Linked DNA regions of Homo sapiens: region 2 is linked to region 1. The links are chromatin loops, found by intact Hi-C in ENCODE. Cell type or tissue: Caco-2. All regions are shown on one strand. Each heading gives the region's core, and the rest is flanking DNA. Links, peaks and the distances in the headings are about the cores only.

The links. Peaks named below come from ENCODE experiments on the same cell type or tissue, not always from the same donor. Only the 100,000 strongest peaks of a DNase experiment are listed, where the experiment ranks them.
Region 2: a loop joins it to region 1, with 12 times the contacts of the local background. A loop is called at or near these places in 3 of 110 quality-filtered maps.

What each region holds. Positions count from the first base shown.
Region 1 is chr14:74,022,639-74,031,787 of GRCh38, reverse strand. BBOF1 (basal body orientation factor 1) reads right to left here. Exons shown (of 12, transcript NM_025057.3): 2 at 8,644-8,872; 3 at 2,539-2,604. Among named protein-coding and RNA genes, the nearest start is that of BBOF1, 7.9 kb to the right of the region's middle. In Caco-2, for the core only: no CTCF peak of the experiment used is centred there; a DNase peak (open chromatin) is centred at 3,447.
Region 2 is chr14:73,974,687-73,984,024 of GRCh38, reverse strand. It overlaps ENTPD5 (ectonucleoside triphosphate diphosphohydrolase 5 (inactive)), which reads left to right. Exons shown (of 16, transcript NM_001249.5): 6 at 864-1,007; 7 at 6,651-6,726; 8 at 6,966-7,001; 9 at 7,613-7,701; 10 at 8,010-8,089; 11 at 9,040-9,101. Among named protein-coding and RNA genes, the nearest start is that of COQ6, 29 kb to the right of the region's middle. In Caco-2, for the core only: no CTCF peak of the experiment used is centred there; no DNase peak of the experiment used is centred there.

The DNA.
Region 1 (9,149 bases), core at 296-8,295:
ATCCCCAGTGTGATGGTATTTGGAGGTGTGACCTTTGGGAGGTAGTTAGGTTTAGATGAGATCATGAGGGTGGAGCCTCCATGATGGGATTGGTGAAGAAAGAGATGGAAAAACCAGAGCTTTCTCTCTCTGTCAAAAGTAAGGATCCAGCAGGAAGCGGCCATCTGTGAACCAGAAGAATGGCCTCCACCAAGAACTCAACCATGCTAGCACCCTGACCTTCTAGCCTCCAGAATGATGAGAGATACATGTTTGTTGTTTGAGCACCTCAGTCTATGGTATTCTGTCATAATAGCCTGAACTAAGACAGGGACCATTTGAATAAACTATGATATATCCACACAATAATCATCACACAGCTATAAAAGGGAATGATGCCAGGCGTGGTGGCCTACACCTATAATTCCAACACTTTGGGAGGCCAAGCTGGAAGGATCGCTTAAGGCCAGGAGTTCAAGATCAGCCTGGGTAACACAGGGAGACCCCATCTCTACAAAAAATACAAAAATTTGCCAGGTGTAGTGGTACTCGCCTACAGTTCCAGCTACTCCGGAGGCTGGGTGGGAGGATCCCTTGAACCCAATAGTTTGAGGTTACAGTGAGCCATGATTGTGCCACTGCACTCCAGCTTGGGCAACAGAGGGAGACCCTGTCTCAAAAAAAAAAAAGAAAAGAAAAGAAAAAGGGAATGTCTCTACATACTGCTATGGAGTGATCACCAAGGCATACTGTTAAATAAAAAAAGCAGGTGCAGGTTTATGTATATTGCATGCTACCTTTTATCTAAGAAAGATTTTATATATAACCTATATATATAAAATCTCCTTATATATAATCTCTCTCTCTCTATATATATATATATATATGTTTATGACTTTTTTTTAGCTTTTCTGATAAGGAAACAATTTTTTAAGCAACCTTTTTTTTTAAAGAGAGGATAAAACACAAAATAAATAAAATGGTTTTCTACAGGGAGAGGGAGAAGACAGTGTGGAAAAGACATGGATAGGAGTTGGATTTCTCAGCACTTTGGGAGGCCAAGGCGGGCGGATCATGAGGTCAGGAGATCGAGAGACCATCCTGGCTAACACAGTGAAATCCCGTCTCTACTAAAAATACAAAAAATTAGCCGGGCATGATGGTAGGTGCCTGTAGTCCCAGCTACTCGAGAGGCTGAGGCAGGAGAATGGTGTGAACCCAATAGATGGAGCTTGCAGTGAGCAGAGATTGCGCCACTGCACTCCAGCCTGGGCGACAGAGCGAGACTCCATCTAAAAAAAAAAGTTGGATTTCTCGACGTGCAACTTGTTTTACAGACTTTAGAACCATGTAAATATTTTACTTAATTTTATAGGCAAAACTAATTTTTTAAAAAGCAACCTCTAAAAAAATTAAATTAAAAAATAAAAATAAATAAATAAAAAGCAACCTCTAAGTCAGGTGTGGTGGTGTATGCCTGTAGTCTTAGCTACTCGGGAGGCTGAGGCAAGGAGAACTGCTTGAGGTCAGAAGTTGAAGACCAGCCTGGGCAATATAGCAAAACTCCCATATCTAAAAAAATTAAATAAATACAGTAGAATGAAAAAATAAAAAGCAACCTCTAAAAATCAAAAGCAAAATGTGTTGTTGAGTTGGTGGCATAACCTCATAGAAAAGAATTTCAAATGGTTCTTAAGCCTTGCAATTTTATCATAGATCCTTACTGGTATATATCCTAAGGGAGAAAAATGCCCCCCAAAATCTTAAACTGTTTTCAGCAATTTATTTTTGGTGGTAATATTAGCATTCTGAGATTGATATATTGGGGTTTACGCAACTAGGTAATTATATTGGTATCAGTAAGAATAAGGACTTTTGGCAAGGGATAAAGGAGATACAGATAAAGTTAAGTAAAAATTCTATATTCCTGCATGTAAACTGAAAGTATTAGTATAGAGTCATGATCTATTTTAATATTTTAAAAACGTGTATCTCCTAGCTCCATCCACTGAAAAGCATTAGAAACAATAACAAATTCAGTATCAGGAAGCAATCTTAATATTATATGGTTTTTTACAATAACTTATTTTTATAATATGTTGTTTTTAAACTTTTTTTTTTTTTTTGAGATGAAGTTTCACTCTTGTCACCCAGGCTGGAGTGCAATGGTGCGATCTTGGCTCACTGCAACTTCTGCCTCCCAGGTTCAAGCAATTCTCCTGTCTCAGCCTCCCGAGTAGCTGGGATTATAAGCATGCACCACCATGCCTGGCTAATTTTTAAATTTTTAGTAGTGACAAGGTTTCACCATGTTGGCCAGGCTGATCTCGAACTCCTGACCTCAGGTGATCCGCCGCCTCAGCATCCCAAAGTGTTGGGATTACAGGCATGAGCCATCATGCCCAGCCTGGTTTTTTGAATTTCTATACAATCAAGCTTTAAGGTCATTAGCCTGCCCAGAGAACTTACTCACTCACTGTCATTGGGTCTTAAATACCTGAGCTTGCCAGAAACCTGACCATCCAGTAAGTGGAGTATTAGTACACATAGATAACTCACCAATTTATCCTTCTCCTCTTGGGCTTTTTCCTTTGTTTCATTTAATTGCTGTTTCAGTTTTTCAATCTGTTGAAAATCAAAATACAGGGTCATGAAGATAAAGAAACTGCTCTATGTCTACCTTTATTAAGTAGACTAGTTTCACACAATACTAAAACCAATATGGCAAAAGAGGTGAGTGAGGTGGAAAGAGAAGAGGGGACAGGAAATTTCCCATACCTTCAACCTGCTATTGCCAGTTTCTAAAACCTGGCTATCATCAGAAGTACCTGGTCAACTTTTGTGTGTGTGTGTGTGTGTGGTTAAAAATAAAAGCAACATTAATACCAGCCTGACCAACATGGAGAAACCCCTTCTCTACTAAAACTATGAAATTAGCCAGGCGTGGTGGCACATGCCTGTAATCCCAGCTACTCAGGAGGCTGAGGCAGGAGAATCACTTGAACCTGGGAGGCAGAGGTTGCAGTGAGCCGAGATGGCGTCATTGCACTCCAGCCCGGGTGACAGAGCAAGACTCTGTCTAAAAAAAAAAAAAAAATAGAGATGGAGTCTTGCCATGTTGCTCAGGCTGGTCTCAAAGTCATGGGCTCAAGTGATCCCCCTGCCTTGGCCTAAGTGCTGGGATTATAGGTGTGAGCCATAGCGCCTAGCCAAGATGAGTTTCAAGAAGAGTACAAAAAATTCCCATACTATTCACCCATATACATTAATTTTGCCGCATTTGCTTTCCCTCTATTTGTGTGTGTGTGTGTGTGTGTGTGTGTGTGTGTGTGTGTGTGTGTATTTCTTTAGTGGTAAAGGGTAATGTCAATTTCAAGATGACCTTTTACCCCAGAAGACTTCAGTATCTATTTCCTTATTTGTTTTTCTTTCTTTTTTTTGAGACAGAGTCTCACTCTGTCGCCCAGGCTGGACTGCAGTGGTGCAATCTTGGCTCACAGCAACCTATGCCTCCTGGGCTAAAGCAATTCTCCTGCCTCTGCCTCCCAAGTACCTGGGACTATAGGCATGCGCCACCACACTTGGCTAATTTTTTGTATTTTTTGTAGAGACAGGGTTTCACCATGTTGGCCAGGCTGGTCTCGAACTTCTGACCTCAGGTGATCCACCAGCCTCAGCCTCCCAAAGTGCTGGGATTACAGGCATGAGCCACTGTGCCTGGCCTTTCAGTATCTATTTTTGAAGAAAAAGGGCATTCCCTTTTACAAGCACTATAAAATTATAAAGATCAGGAAGTCTAACATTAATATACTACTATGTAATATATACTCTATATTTAAATTCTGCTACAATTATCCCAATAATGTCCTTTATTGCAATTTTTTATTTTTCTTGTCTACAATACAACCCTTGATCATGCGTTGCATTTATCTGTCATGTGTCTTAGTCCCCTTTAATCTGGAACAGTTTCTTGGTCTTTGTTTTTAAATTGACTTTTTAAAAAGAATACTGGCCAGGGTTGGGCTTAGCTGATGCTTCTTCATGAGTAGATTCAGGTTGTATGTTTTTGGTAGGTTATATATAGTACCTAAGTGATGATGTATCCTTTTCAGTACATCACATCATTAGGTGATTGATGCTAATTTTAACCAGTTGGTTAAGGTTGTGTCTGCCCACTTTCTCCACCTAAAAGTTATTATTTTTTCTTCTGTGATTATTAAGTAATTTGTGGTACAATCTTTTGAGACTATGCAATTATCCTCCTCATCAAACTTTCACCCAGTAGGTTTTAGCATCCATTGATGATTCTTGACTGATTCAGTTATTACTGTGATGCCAAATGGTGATTTTTCTAACTCCATCACTCCTTGGAAATTTATTAATTGGCATTCTTCTGCAAAAAAAAAAAAAAAAAAAAAAAAAAGCTGGGCGAGGTGGCTCATGGCTGTAATCCCAACACTTTGGGAAGCTGAGGCGGGTAGATCACCTGAGGTCAGGAGTTCGAGACCAACCTGGCCAGCACAGTGAAACCCCGTCTTTACTACAAACACAAAAATTAGCCAGGCGGGGTGGTGGCACAACTGTAGTCTCAGCTACTCAGGATGCTGAGGCAGGAGAATCCTTTGCAGTGATCCTTTGAGGTTGCAGTGAGCCAAGATCGCACCACTGCACTCCAGCCTGGGTGACAGAGCGAGACTCTGTCTCAAAAAAAAAAAAAAAAAAAAAAGGCTTCCTTTCTCCCTTATTTATTCATGTATGTGTTTATTAGTAGTACACACTCGTGGATTTTTATTTCATTCAATAGGTTATAATCTATTACTGTTGTTATTTATTAGGTCAGTGCAAAAGCAACTGCAGTTTTTGCCATTTTTTTTTTTTCCTTTTGAGATGGAGTCTCACTCTGTCCCTGAGGGTGGAGTGCAGTGGCGCAATCTCAGCTCACTGCAACCTCCACCTCCTGGGTTCAAGCGATTCTCCTGTCTCAGCTTCCTGAGTAGCTGGGATTACAGGTGCACACTACCACACCCGGCTAATTTTTGTATTTTTAGTAGAGACAGGGTTCTGCCATGTTGGCCAGTCTAGTCTTGAACTCCTGACCTCAGGTGATCTGCCCACCTCGGCCTCCCAAAGTTCTGGGATTACAGGTGTGAGCCACTGCACCCAGCCATTTTTGCTATTATTTATTAGGTTGGTGCAAAAGCAATTGTGGTTTTTGCCATTCTTTTAATGCACCAACCTAATATTTTGATTGTCCCAGATTTGGCCAATGGAAGCCCCTTCAAACAAGGCCATGTCCTTTAAAATTTTTTATTTTCTGGCACAATAACATATTCCAGACTCTTTTTTTTTTTTTTTTTTTTTTTTGAGATGGAGTTTCACTCTTGTTGCCCAGGCTGGAGTGCAAAATGGCATGATCTTGGCTCACTGCAACCTCCGCCTCCTGTGTTCAAATGATTCTCCTGCCTCAGCCTCCTGAGTAGCTGGAATTACAGGTGCCCACCACCACACCTGGCTAATTTTTGTATTTTCAGTAGAGATGGGGTTTCGTCATGTTGGCCAGGCTGGTCTCAAACTGCTGACCTCAGTAATCCACCCGCCTTGGACTCCCAAAGTGCTGGGATTACAGGCATGAGCCACCGCCCCCAGTCTCTCTCTTTTTTTTTTTTTTGAGACAGAGTCTCACTCTGTTGCCCAGGCTTGACTGCAGTGGCACAATCTTGGCTCACTGCAACCTCTGCCACCTGGGTTCAAGCAATTCTCGTGCCTCAACCTCCCAAGCAGCTGGGACTGCAGACACGCACCACCATGCCTAGCTAATTCTTTGTATTTCTAGTAGAGATGGGGTTTCACTCTGTTGGCCAGGATGGTCTCAAACTCCTGGCCTCATGTGATGCACCCCCCCCACCCCGCCACTCAGCCTCCCAAAGTGCTGGGATTACAGGCATGGGCCACCATGAACAGCCCAGCCTCATGTTTTATATTCCCTGTTCCAGTCCTGAAATCAACCATTTCTCCAAGGAATGCTGGTTTGTTTTAGAAGGGAATCTGAGTAGCTTTTTAAACTAAAGACTTGTTGACATGGTTGTTGACACAAGTGAGATACTATGTACAATGTTTTAGACCACCTTAGGAAAAAATCTAGATATTCTAAAAAATAAACTGGGACAATCCTAAATCACATAAAACTGGTGTGACATTTAATGAGATTATTCTGTGATTAATTCAGTACAGCATTAAATTCTCTTAAGGGGAATCTCCTAATTTTGTTCATAATAAAATAGTTTTCAAAACACATTTCATTTCTATTATTTCTATAATTAACATGACTATAAACAGTTTAAACAAAGTTTAACAACATAACATTTTTCTAGTATATAGCAAAATGAGTAACAAAACTATGGGAAAGCTAGTTAATGAGGATATATTTAGTCTACTTTGTTTCTTCCTCCCAAGGTTGTTTCTTTTGGTTTAATGGCAATCCATGATTATAAAAATTACCCACCTGTTACTGCCAGATGCTGCCCTTTGATATAAGGAGGCAGATGAGAATCAGGAAGTACAAGTGATACTGATGTAGACCAATAACAATGAGCTATTACAAGCCACAAAACAAAGCATCTAAGTAACACATTTGGAAATTATTTCTATGGTTGACTAAAAAAACTTACTTTAGAACAATACTTTATAGAGGGCAATTTAATAATACCTACTATTAAAAGAGTAATTTTAAAAATAAAAATTGGCCAGGTTTTGTGGCTCATGCATGTAATCCCAACACTTTGGGAGGGTGAGGTGGGCGGATCACTCAAGGCCAGGAGTTCCAGATCAGCCTGGCCAACAACATGCCAAAACCCCGTCCCTACTAAAAATACAAAAAATAAAATAAAATAAAGATAGAAATTTCTGGACCAGGTGCTATTGCTCATGCCTGTAATGTCAGCACTTTGGGAGGCTAAGTTGGGAGGATTTCTTGAGCCCAGGAGTTCGAGGCTAGCCTGGGCGACATGGCGAAATCCCATCTCCACAAAAACTACAAAAAAATCAGCCAGGCATGGTGGCTCATGCTTGCAATCCCAGCACTTTGGGAGGCCAACGCGGGTGGATCACTTGAGCTCAGGAGTTCAAGACCAGCCTGGGCAACATGGCGAAACCCTGTCTCTACCAAAAATACAAAAAATTAGCCAGGCATGGAGGTGCGTGCCTGTAGTCCCAGCTACTTGGAAGACTGAGGCAGGAGGATCATCTGAGCCCGGATGTCGATCCTGTGGTGAGCCGTGATCATACCACTGCACTCTAGACCAGGCAATAGAGAGAGACCCTGTCTCAAAAATAATAATAAAGTAATAATAATATGAGACAGAGTTTTGCTCTGATGTCCAGGTTGGACTGCCGTGACATGACCATGGCTCACTGCAGCTTCAACTTCCTGGGCTTAAGTGATCCTCCCGCCTTAGCCTCCCGAGTAGCTGGGACTACAGGTGCACACTGCCACGCCTGGCTATTTTTTACTTTGTGTAGAGACTGGGTCTTGCTTTGTTCCCCAGGCTGGTCCTGAACTCCTAAGCTAAGTTATCCTCCAGCCTCTTCCTCCCAAAGTGTTGGGATTATAGGCATGAGCTACCACACCCAGCCTGAATTTCCACTTTTAACACCCACTAGGGGTGTGACTTTGGGCAAGTTACCTGTCCTTTCTGAAAGTCAATTTCTTCATCTGTAATATGGAAATAACAATATTATAGCTACATGGGGTCATAAAAATAATTAAATAGGAGGTTAGTAAAAGAATCAAGAGAGGTAAAGCACCCAGTATAGTACATTGTAGTGGCTCCAAAATGTTAGTTCCCTTCCCTTTTTCTTTTCTTTTCTTTTTTTTTTTTTTTTTTGAGATGGAGTCTCTCGCTCTGTCGCCCAGGCTGCCAGGCTGGAGTGTAATGGTATGATCTCAGCTCGCTGCAACCTCTGCCTCCCGGGTTCAAGCAATTCTCCTGCCTCAGCCTCCCGAGTAGCTGGGACTATAGGCACATGCAGCCATGCCCGGTTAATTTTTTGTATTTTAGTAGAGACGGGGTTTCACTGTGTTGCCCAGGCTGGTCACGAACTCCTGGGCTCAGGCAATCTGCCCACCTCAGCCTCCCAAAGTGGTGGGATTACAGGCGTGAGCCACCACACCCGGCCTCCTTTTTTCTTCCAAATATAAAATGATAGCTTTACTCTCAACACTTTAATAAGGTACAATAAGATACAAGATTCAACTGGCCAAAAATAAAAATAAAGATTCAACTTGCTGGGTTCAGAAAGTTATCATGGATTATCAGTGAACTGCTTTACAAATTTTTAAAACTAAAAATCAGCATCAAAAAATATATAGATCACATACCATGCTCTTATCCTTAAAATAAAGTAGATCATAAAGTTCCCTTATGATCATCAATCTCTGTTTGCTTCAGACAAGAAAACATGCAACAAGGATTGAAAATAAAAGAGAGCCGATAACAGTAAAACCATTCTGAAAAAGTGTCTTGCTTCAAACAGAGTTAAGGTCAATTGAAATGTCTTAAGTATATGTTAAGATTTCAAGGAATTAAAAATCTTTGAAATACATAACCACATCAGCATCACCATAGAGGTAGTTAATGAGGCCAAGGAGGCTTTCTACCTACCTACCATATTATCTTTCTCCTGATCCTGCTTCTTCAGGTAACTTAATACTGACATTATGTCTTTCTCCATTTTACATTGCTTTTTCTTTAAGTCCTCATTACTTTTTGCCAGTATCCGTGAAGTATCACGATACTTAATCCTAGAGAGTTCTGTGACTTCCAACCTGGCCTCCCAAAGGGAGGCATTGGCCTTGGCTCTGTCCACCACAGATTCATCTGTTTTTATTAACTTCCTGCATGGGAAGAGGATATTGACAGTATATGACTATTTATACAACTCTAATATGCAGATAGTATATAACTCTATTATATTACTATTAAATTTTTCTCTTTTTTTATTTGTTTTGCTTGGCATTGCCTGGCACACATGATCAAATATTGTTGGAAGAATAAGTTAATAAGAAATACATATTCACATTTGAAAAAAGAAAAAAAAAGAAATACATATTCACTTGTATTCACATAAGATAATTAAGTAAGTGCCTCTTCCTGGAGGAGGGGAGTCCTGGA
Region 2 (9,338 bases), core at 746-8,745, 48 kb after region 1:
CAACTAAAATGATCACAATATAAAAGAATAATTTGGCCAGGCACGGTGGCTCATGCTTGTAATCCCAGCACTTTGGGAGGGTGAGGTGGGTGGATCACTTGAGGTCAGGTATTCGAGACCAGCCTGGCCAAGATGGTGACACCCTGTCTCTACTAAAAATACAAAAATTATCTGGGTGTGGTGGCATATGCCTGTAATCCCAGCTACTTGGGTGACTGAGGCACAAGCATCGCTTGAACCTGGGAGGTGGAGGTTGCAGTGAGCCAAGATCACAAGATCATGCCACTGCACTCCAGCCTGGGTGACAGAGCAAGAATGTCCCAAAAAAAATAATAATAATAATAATAATTTTTTATTAGGACTGTCAAAATGAAATGGATTCTCCTTTTTTTTTTTTTTTTGAGATGGAGTGTCACTCTGTTGCGCAGGCTGTAGTGCAGTGGCATAGGCTTGACTCACTGCAACCTCTGCCTCCCAGGTTCAAGCAATGCTCTTGCCTCAGCCTCCCGAGTAGCTGAGACTACAGGTGTGTGCCACCATGCCTGGCTTATTTTTGTATTTTTTAGTGGAGATGGGGTTTCACCATGTTGGTCAGGCTGATCTCAAACTCCTGACCTCAAATGATCCACCCACCTTGGCCTCCCAAAGTTCTGGGATTACAGGTGTGAGACACCACTGCGCCTGGCCTGGATTCTCCTTCAAAGCGGCCCACTTCTCTAGGTTTCTCCTGCTACAGAGCAGAGAGAGGTTGGAGCCCTATGCCACCTCCCTCTTCTTGCTCCCACAAAGTATGTTGACAGAATAGACCAGTGCCAGCCACTAAATGGATCGTTCATCAGATGAACGGGTTATCTCTTTTGAAGGGTGCTGAGACCGTTCAAGGGCTCTTAGAGGTGGCCAAAGACTCAATCCCCCGAAGTCACTGGAAAAAGACCCCAGTGGTCCTAAAGGCAACAGCAGGACTACGCTTACTGCCAGAACACAAAGCCAAGGCTCTGCTCTTTGAGGTAAGTTTTAAAACTGCATCTTGGATCATTCTGCCCTTTTCCCTATATGAATACTTTATGAGTTTTTAGCCTTTTGGAATGTGACCACTACCTTCAGTATTCCACCACTGCCAAAGCATTGTGATGACTCTGACCACTTGTTATAGCTAGTTGTTTACATTTTTAACTATCACTCTTAAATGTATAGAGCTTTTCCTAAAAAATTTAAAGTACTTTCTATCTAGGATATTCTTCATTCTTTTTATTTTTATTTTTATTTTTTGAGATGGAGTCTCACTCTGTCACCCAGGCTGGAGTGCAGTGGCGCCATCTTGGCTCACTGCAAGCTCCACCTCCCAGGTTAATGCCATTCTCCTGCCTCAGCCTCCGGAGTAGCTGGGACTACAGGCACCTGCCACCACACCCGACTAATTTTTTGTATTTTTAGTAGAGACGGGGTTTCACTGCGTTAGCCAGGATGGTCTCGATCTCCTGACCTCGTGATCTGCCCGCCTCAGCCTCCCAAAGTGCTGGAATTACAGGCATGAGCTGCTGCACCTGGCTGATATTCTTCATTCTTTTAGATTTTTAAAGCAGAATCAGAAGTCGTTTCTAATCAACTTTATTAAGATAAACTTACATACAATAAAATATATCTATTTTAGGCTGGGCACGGTGGCTCACACCTGTAATCCCAGCACTTTGGGAGGCTGAGGCAGGTGGATTGCCTGAGGTCAGGAGTTTGAGACCAGCCTGGCTAACATGGTGAAACCTCATCTCTACTAAAAATACAAAAATTAGCTGGGCATTGTGGCGCACGCCTGTAGTCCCAGCTACTCAGGAGGCTGAGGCAGGAGAATCGCTTCAACCCAGGAAGCAGAGGTTCCACTAAGCTGAGATCACACCACTGCACTCCAGCCTGCGCAACAGAGCGAGACTGCATCTCAAAAAACAAACAAACAAAAAATTATATATTTTAGGTGTACAGTTAAATGAGTTTTGACAAGAAATAGAAATTTCCTCATGCTCTTTTATAGTGAGTTTCCCTCACCCCTGAAACCAACCAATCACTAATTTGCTTCCTGTCACTATAAGTTTTGCTTATTCTTTTCATATAAATGGAATTATACAGTTTTTATTTTTATTTTTGTATATCTGGCTTTTTTCCTCTCAGCATAAAGTTTTTGAGAAGAATAATGGAACTTTAAAGTTTGATTTTTTTTTTTTTTTTGGAAACAGAGTCTCACTCTGTCTTCCAAGCTTGAGTGCAGTGGCACGATCTTGGCTCACTGCAACCTCCACCTCCCAGGTTCAAGCAATCCTCCTGCCTTAGCCTCCCAGTTAACTGAGATTACAGTTATGTGCCACCACACCCGGCTAATTTTTATAAATTTTTTTGTAGACATAGGGTTTCACCATGTTGCCCAGGCTTGGTTTCAAACTCCTGAGCTCAGGCAGTCCACCTTCCTTGGCCTCCCAAAGTGCTAGGATTATAGGAACAGGCATGAGCCACCACGCCTGGTGAAGTCATATATATATATATACATTTTTTTTTTCTGTTACCCAGACTGGAGTGCAGTGGCACAATGTTGGCTCACTGCAACCTCCGCCTCCCAGGTTCAAGCAATTCTTCTGCCACAGCCTCCAGAGTAGTTGGGATTATAGGCATGCACCACCACGCCTGGCTAATTTTTGTATTTTTAATGGAGACAGGGTTTCACCATGTTGGCCAGGCTGGTCTCAAACTCCTGGCCTCAAACTCCACCCACCCCGGCTTCCCAAAGTGCTGGGATTACAGACGTGAGCCACTGCACCCGGCCCTAAGTCATATATTTCAACTCCCTTCTTATTCAGATCAAAAATTTAAGTATAGAGAGTTTTGTTAAATTCAGTATTTTTATTTTTATTCTTATTTATTTATTTATTTATTTATTTTTTGAGAGGCGGAGACTTGCTCTGTCGCCCAGGCTGGAGTGCAGTAGTGCGACCTCAGGTCACTACAACCTCTGCCTCCCAGATTCAAGCGATTCTCCTGCCTCAGCTTCCCGAGTAGCTGGGACTACAGGCGTGCGCCACCACTCCCAGCTAATTTTTGTATATTTTAGTAGAGATGGGGTTTCGCCATGTTGGTCAGGCTGGTCTCAAACTCCTGACCTAAGGTGATCTGCCCGCCTCAGCCTCCCAAAGTACTGGGATTACAGGCATGAGCCATTGTGCCCAGCCAAACTCAGTATTTTTAAATTTTATTGTATATATTTGTTATGCAATAAACATGTAAGTTAATAAAATTTAAATTTCATGTTGTGAAGAATATAAGCAGAATCTCATTATAACAAAAAATCAGGCTCGGTGCAGTGGCTCATGCCTGTAATCTCAACATTTTGGGAGGCCAAAGCAGGAGGATTGCTTGAGGCCAGGAATTTGAGACCAGTCCAGACAACAAAGCAAGACCCCTATTTCTACAAAAAAAATTAAGTCCCGGTGTGGTAGCTCATGCCCAAAATCCCAGCTCTATGGGAGGCCAAGGCGGGCAGATCACCTGAGGTCAGGAGTTTGAGACCAGCCTGGCCAACATGGTGAAACCCCGTCTCTACTGAAAATACAAAAATTAGCTGGGCATGGTGGCTCACGCCTGTTGGTCAACTACTCAGGAGGCTAAGGCAGGAGAATTGCTTGAACTTGGGAGGCGGAGCTTGCAGTGAGCCGAGATCACGCCACTGCACTCCAGCCTGGGCAACAGAGCGAGACTCTGTCTCAAAAAAAAAAAAAGATTGAAACTGAAAATCATAGTAGGCCAGGCGCGGTGGCTCATGCCTGTAATCCCAACACTTTGGGAGGCCGAGGCGGGCGGATCACCTGAGGTCAGGAGTTCAAGACCAGCCTGGCCAACATGGTGAAACCCTGTCTCTAATAAAAATACAAAAATTAGCTGGGCATGGTGGCAGGCATCTGTAATCCCAGCTACTGGGGAGGCTGAGGCAGGAGAATTACTTGAACCTGGGAGGCAGAGGTTGCAGTGAACCAAGATCGTGCCATTGCACTCCAGCCTGGGTGACAAGAGTGAAACTCTGTCTCAAAAAAAAAAAAAAAAAAAATCATGGCAAAAAAGGACTCTGTATTACAGGCCCTAAATCCATTTTCCTTTGACTGTCAGTACAGAGGACTTAAGTCACTTATCCAAGGATGAGCAGCCTAATATGTCTCTGTGAGAACCTGAATCCTGATTCCTGATTTATTCCTCATTTATTCAACATAAGAGTGCTTACTGGGCCAGGTGCAGTGGCTTACGCCTGTAATCCCAGCACTTTGGGAGGCCAAGGCGGGTGGATCACGAGGTTAGGAGATCGAGACCATCCTGGCTAACACGGTGAAACCCCGTCTCTACTAAAAATACACAAAATTAGCCAGGCGTGGTGGTAGGCACCTGTAGTCCCAGCTACTCGGGAGGCTGAGGCAGGAGAATGGTGTGAACCCGGGAGGCAGAGGCTGCAGTGAGCTGAGATGGCGCCACTGCACTCCAGCCTGGGTGACAGAGCAAGATTCTGTCTCAAAAAAAAAAAAAAAAAGTGCTTACTATGTACTGGGTACTGGTGAAGTTACTGGAATACATTCAGCAGGGAACCAAAAATACAAAAATGGTCTTTGCACTCCTGTAGCTTACATTCTACTTCAGGAAGACAGAAAATAAACATCTGAACAAGTCAAAAGAAAGTTATGTTAGGTTCTGCAGGTGCTATGGAGGGAAAAAAAAAAAGCAGGGAAAGGCAGGTAGGGAATCTGTTGATAGTGTGGGGGAAATGCTATTTTAAATAGGACAGTCAGGGAAGAAGTCTTTGATAAAATTCAGTTGATCAGAGATCTTAGGGGGATGAAGAAGCAAGTTACACAAGACATTTGTGGGAAGAATATTCCAGGCTAAAGAAACAGCAGGTGCAAAGGCCAGAGGCAGGTATGTGCTTGGTATGTTAGGAACAGCATCCAGGAGGTCAGCATAGCTGGAGAGGAAAGAGCGATATGAGAGGTAAGGAGGCGGTAACCTCAGAGAGGCAGGGTTAAGGGGTGTTTATCATGTAGGATCTCAAATGCCAGTGTAATCACTTTGGCTTTTTCTTTTTCTTTTTTCTTTTTGAGACTGAATTTTGCTCTTGTTGCCCAGGACGGAGTGCAATGGCGCTATCTCTGTTCACTGCAACCTCCACCTCCTGGGTTCAAGTGATTCTTCTGCCTCAGCCACCCAAGTAGCTAGGATTACAGGCATGCGCCATCATGCCCGGCTAATATTCTATTTTTAGTATAGATGGGTTTTCACCATGTTGGTCAGGCTGGTCTCAAACTCCTGACTTCAGGTGATCCGCCCGCACTTTGGCTTTTTCTATAAGAAGGAAGCCACTGGAAGGTTTTTTGTTTTTTGGCGTTTTGTTTTGTTTTGTTTTGTTTGAGACAGAGTCTCACTCTTGTTACCCAGGCTAGAGTGCAATGGCGCGATCTCGGCTCACTGCAACCTCCACCTCCTGGGTTCAAGCGATTCTCCTACCTCAGCCTCCCAGGTAGCTGGGATTACAGGTGCCCACCACCATGCTAATTTTTTTGTATTTTTAGTAGAGATGGGGTTTCATCATGTTGGCCAGGCCGGTCTCGAACTCCTGACCTCAGGTGATCCACCTGCCTCGGCCTCCAAAAGTGCTGGGATGAGAGGTATGAGCCACCATGCCCGGCTGCCACTGGAAGGTTTTGAGCCAAGGAAACACATGATTTGACGTCCATTTTTAAAGCACCGTTCTGGCTGCTGTTTTGAGAACAAACTGTAGGATGGGGGAGAAAAGTGGAGAAGGCAAGAGCAGAAGCTCTCTTGCTGTGCTTCATCCTGTTCACTTATCTGTCTTTAAAAGTTTGTTTATATATAACTTAACTGGTTTTTCCTGGTTGAAACAGGATCCAGAGGTCATTATGTGGTATGTTTCATCCATCAGAAATGAGAACAGCAAACAGACTAGCGTTCTTCCTATCCTATTTGGAGAATTCTTTTTTCTTTCCCTTGATAATTATATAAACATAAGACATTAACACCCATATCAATGGTCTGTATTATGGAGAGGCAAGATGTTTTTGCAAGATCGTCATTCCCATCTCCTGAAACAGGATTCCTTAAGTCTAGATCTGGAGTCTCCCCATGCTCTAGAGACCCTAGCCATGTGCCAGAATCTGACAGGAGCTGGTAGCAGAGTACCTCAGCCCTTAGGTGTGAACTTCACCACAGCAGGTTCATGTCAGCTCATCTAAGGAATGGAGTGGGAAGGCTCCTCCTAGTTTCCAGTGTATGTCCAGGTAGAGTTTATCAGGTTTAAAAAGTTACAGGATCCTGATTTGAGCTGGCAGGGTTAAATATATGCCTTTCCATAGGTCCAGTTCACCTATACATTTAGATGGTTTGGTTTAGCTTTACTTAAAGTCAAAGGAATCTCTGTGTTTGTGTTTTTGCAAGAAACTGGTAATGGCTTGCCTAGTTTCTTCTCTAGTTTCTTAGGGCAAAGGAATGAGTTTTGCCAAAATTTTATCTAGGAAAAATGGAGTAGTTTTCTAAGTCTTACAGGACACTGTCAAAATATGGAAATCTATTTTATTGCCTTAGGGAATTCTTTTTTTTTTTTTTTCCTTTTTCTCTAGGTAAAGGAGATCTTCAGGAAGTCACCTTTCCTGGTACCAAAGGGCAGTGTTAGCATCATGGATGGATCCGACGAAGGTGGGAGAGGTGTTGATATGCGTTCCAGGGGGAGAGGGGCAGGATCAGTGAAAGATCTAACTAAAGGAACTGGGGCCAGGAATAAACAGAAGGAATGAGATAGCAGGAAATAGAAGACAGGGAGAAGGGAACATGTGCTCTAGACATGGAATTTAGAGAGGAAAAAAAAAAAACAAGGTTGGGGCCAGGAAAGAGAAAAAATGCTCTGGGATCTAATCCTTGTCTTTCTTTCTTTTTAGGCATATTAGCTTGGGTTACTGTGAATTTTCTGACAGGTAATACATCCTCAAGTTTATCTTTAGAGCTTAACTAGCTTTTACATGCATAGTCAGAGGAGTAAAAGCCTTTTCTTTCATTCTGTATTGTTTCTTCTTCTTTAAAAAAGGAAAAGAGGCTGGGTGTGGCAGTTCATGCCTGTTAATTCCAGCGCTTTGGGAGGCTGAGTTGGGCAGATCACTTGAGGCCAGGAGTTCAAGACCAGCCTGGCCAACATGGCGAAACTCCGTCTCTACCAAAAATACAAAAATAGCTGGGCATGGTGGTGTGTACCTGTAGTCCCAGCTACTCAGGAGGCTGGAGAATCACTTGAACCCAGGAGGCAGAGGTTGCAGTGAGCTGAGAGCCGAGATTGCGCCACTGCACTCCAGGCTGGATGATAGAGCAAGACTCTGTCTCCAAAAAGGCCTTCCAAAAAAAAAAAAAACACCTGCCTTGAAGGCCTCTGCTGCAACAAGAGTCCTTCCGAGTTGACATTCACCTGCAGCCTTGGGGCTGGGGAGCAGTGGAGTATGTATGGAATACCTTCAGTGTATGATAAGAGCAAGAGAGACAAGTGTTGGGCTGCCCAGGATGTCGAGGCTATTTAGAGCTGGCTCTCATTTGACAGGTCAGCTGCATGGCCACAGACAGGAGACTGTGGGGACCTTGGACCTAGGGGGAGCCTCCACCCAAATCACGTTCCTGCCCCAGTTTGAGGTGAGTCATTTAATGAAGATCTGGTTAGAAGTGCACTTGGCAGGCGTATCATGGTGCCAAGAAAGAGGCGCCCCATTTTCAGCCAGCAGCTCTACCACGCTTAGGCAGAGTCAAGTCAATTAATAACTAGGTGAATGTTCCCTTGCCATCTCACTGTTCAGAATCCCTTCGTTTCCTCAAGCCTAGTGAGATTAGCCCCTTAATCTGTCTTCATCTCTGATTTTTTGCTGGGAGGGACGGGTGGTGGTGTGAACATCTTCAGGTAATTACAGATCCTGAATAGTCTTTTTGCTTTTTCTGATTTGCAGAAAACTCTGGAACAAACTCCTAGGGGCTACCTCACTTCCTTTGAGATGTTTAACAGCACTTATAAGCTCTATACACATAGGTGAGGACGGGGACAGGGAAGAAGAATATTTCATGTTGTATGATTCTCCTAACTTTCCAAAGCATTCTCAAATCTGTTATTGTATCTGATTAGCAAAAACAAAGTCTGTGCCAATTCCCTAAGGCCTATCAACTGAAACCCGGTCCACTTACAAAGCCGGAGGAGCCTAAGAGGCTTCTCCATTCTTGGCCTCAAAAGCATTAATATATGACTTAAGAGTCAAAAGTTTTCGGCTGGGTGCAGTGGCTTCATGCCTGTAATCCCTGCACTTTGGGAGGCCGAGGTGGGTGGGTCACCTGAGGTCAGGCGTTTGAGACCAGCCTGGCAAACATGGTGAAACCCCGTCTCTACTAAAATACAAAAATTAGCTGGATATGACAGCGCACACCTGTAATCCTAGCTATTCAGGAGGCTGAGGCAGGAGAATCATTTGAACCCTGGAGGCGGAGATTGCAGTGAGCCGAGATCACACCACTGCACTTCAGCCGGAGCGACAGAGCAAGACTCAGTCTCAAAAAAAAAAAAAAAAAAAGAATCAAAAGCTTTCTGTAGGGAGAGGACACTTCAAGAAGGCTCAGGCAAAGCTCCTTGCCAGCTCCTTTGAGCTGGCCTTCAGAGGTTCAGAATCCAGCCTGGAATGTGATCCCAGTTGGGGCTAGGAGCTAAGCTAAAGAGAGCTTTTCTGGGAATGGTTCCTAGTGTGGGACCCTAGGAATTGTCACTGTCTCTGGCCTTTGAATGATAACTGTGGGGAATTCTTACTGCATAGCCTTGATCCAAACTGTGCAGAAATTACCCCTTGTTGACCACAGGAGATGAATATGTCACAGACAGAACAAGGTTTTCATCTTTCCAGAGGGACACAGGAACAATGTTACTTTTGAAAGAGGTAGCTTTAGGCTAGAGAACTTCAGGACCAGCATGAAATTAGTCAATCCTGTATTTTACAGTTACCTGGGATTTGGATTGAAAGCTGCAAGACTAGCAACCCTGGGAGCCCTGGAGACAGAAGGTTTGTCTGGGTACCTGTGCTGGGGGGGGATGGTGAGGGTGACACAGATACTCCGCTTGCTTCTTCCCTTCCTTGATAGCCATTCTATGAAGGAAAAGATTATGTTGAATTGGGAGGCAAATGTTGTATAATGGACCTAATAATGGCAAACTCCTTTTCTAGTTTATAAGTTCAGAAGTTTTGATGTATATTATTAGCCATTTTTAGAATGAGGTCTACTTGTTCAGGGGTAACAGC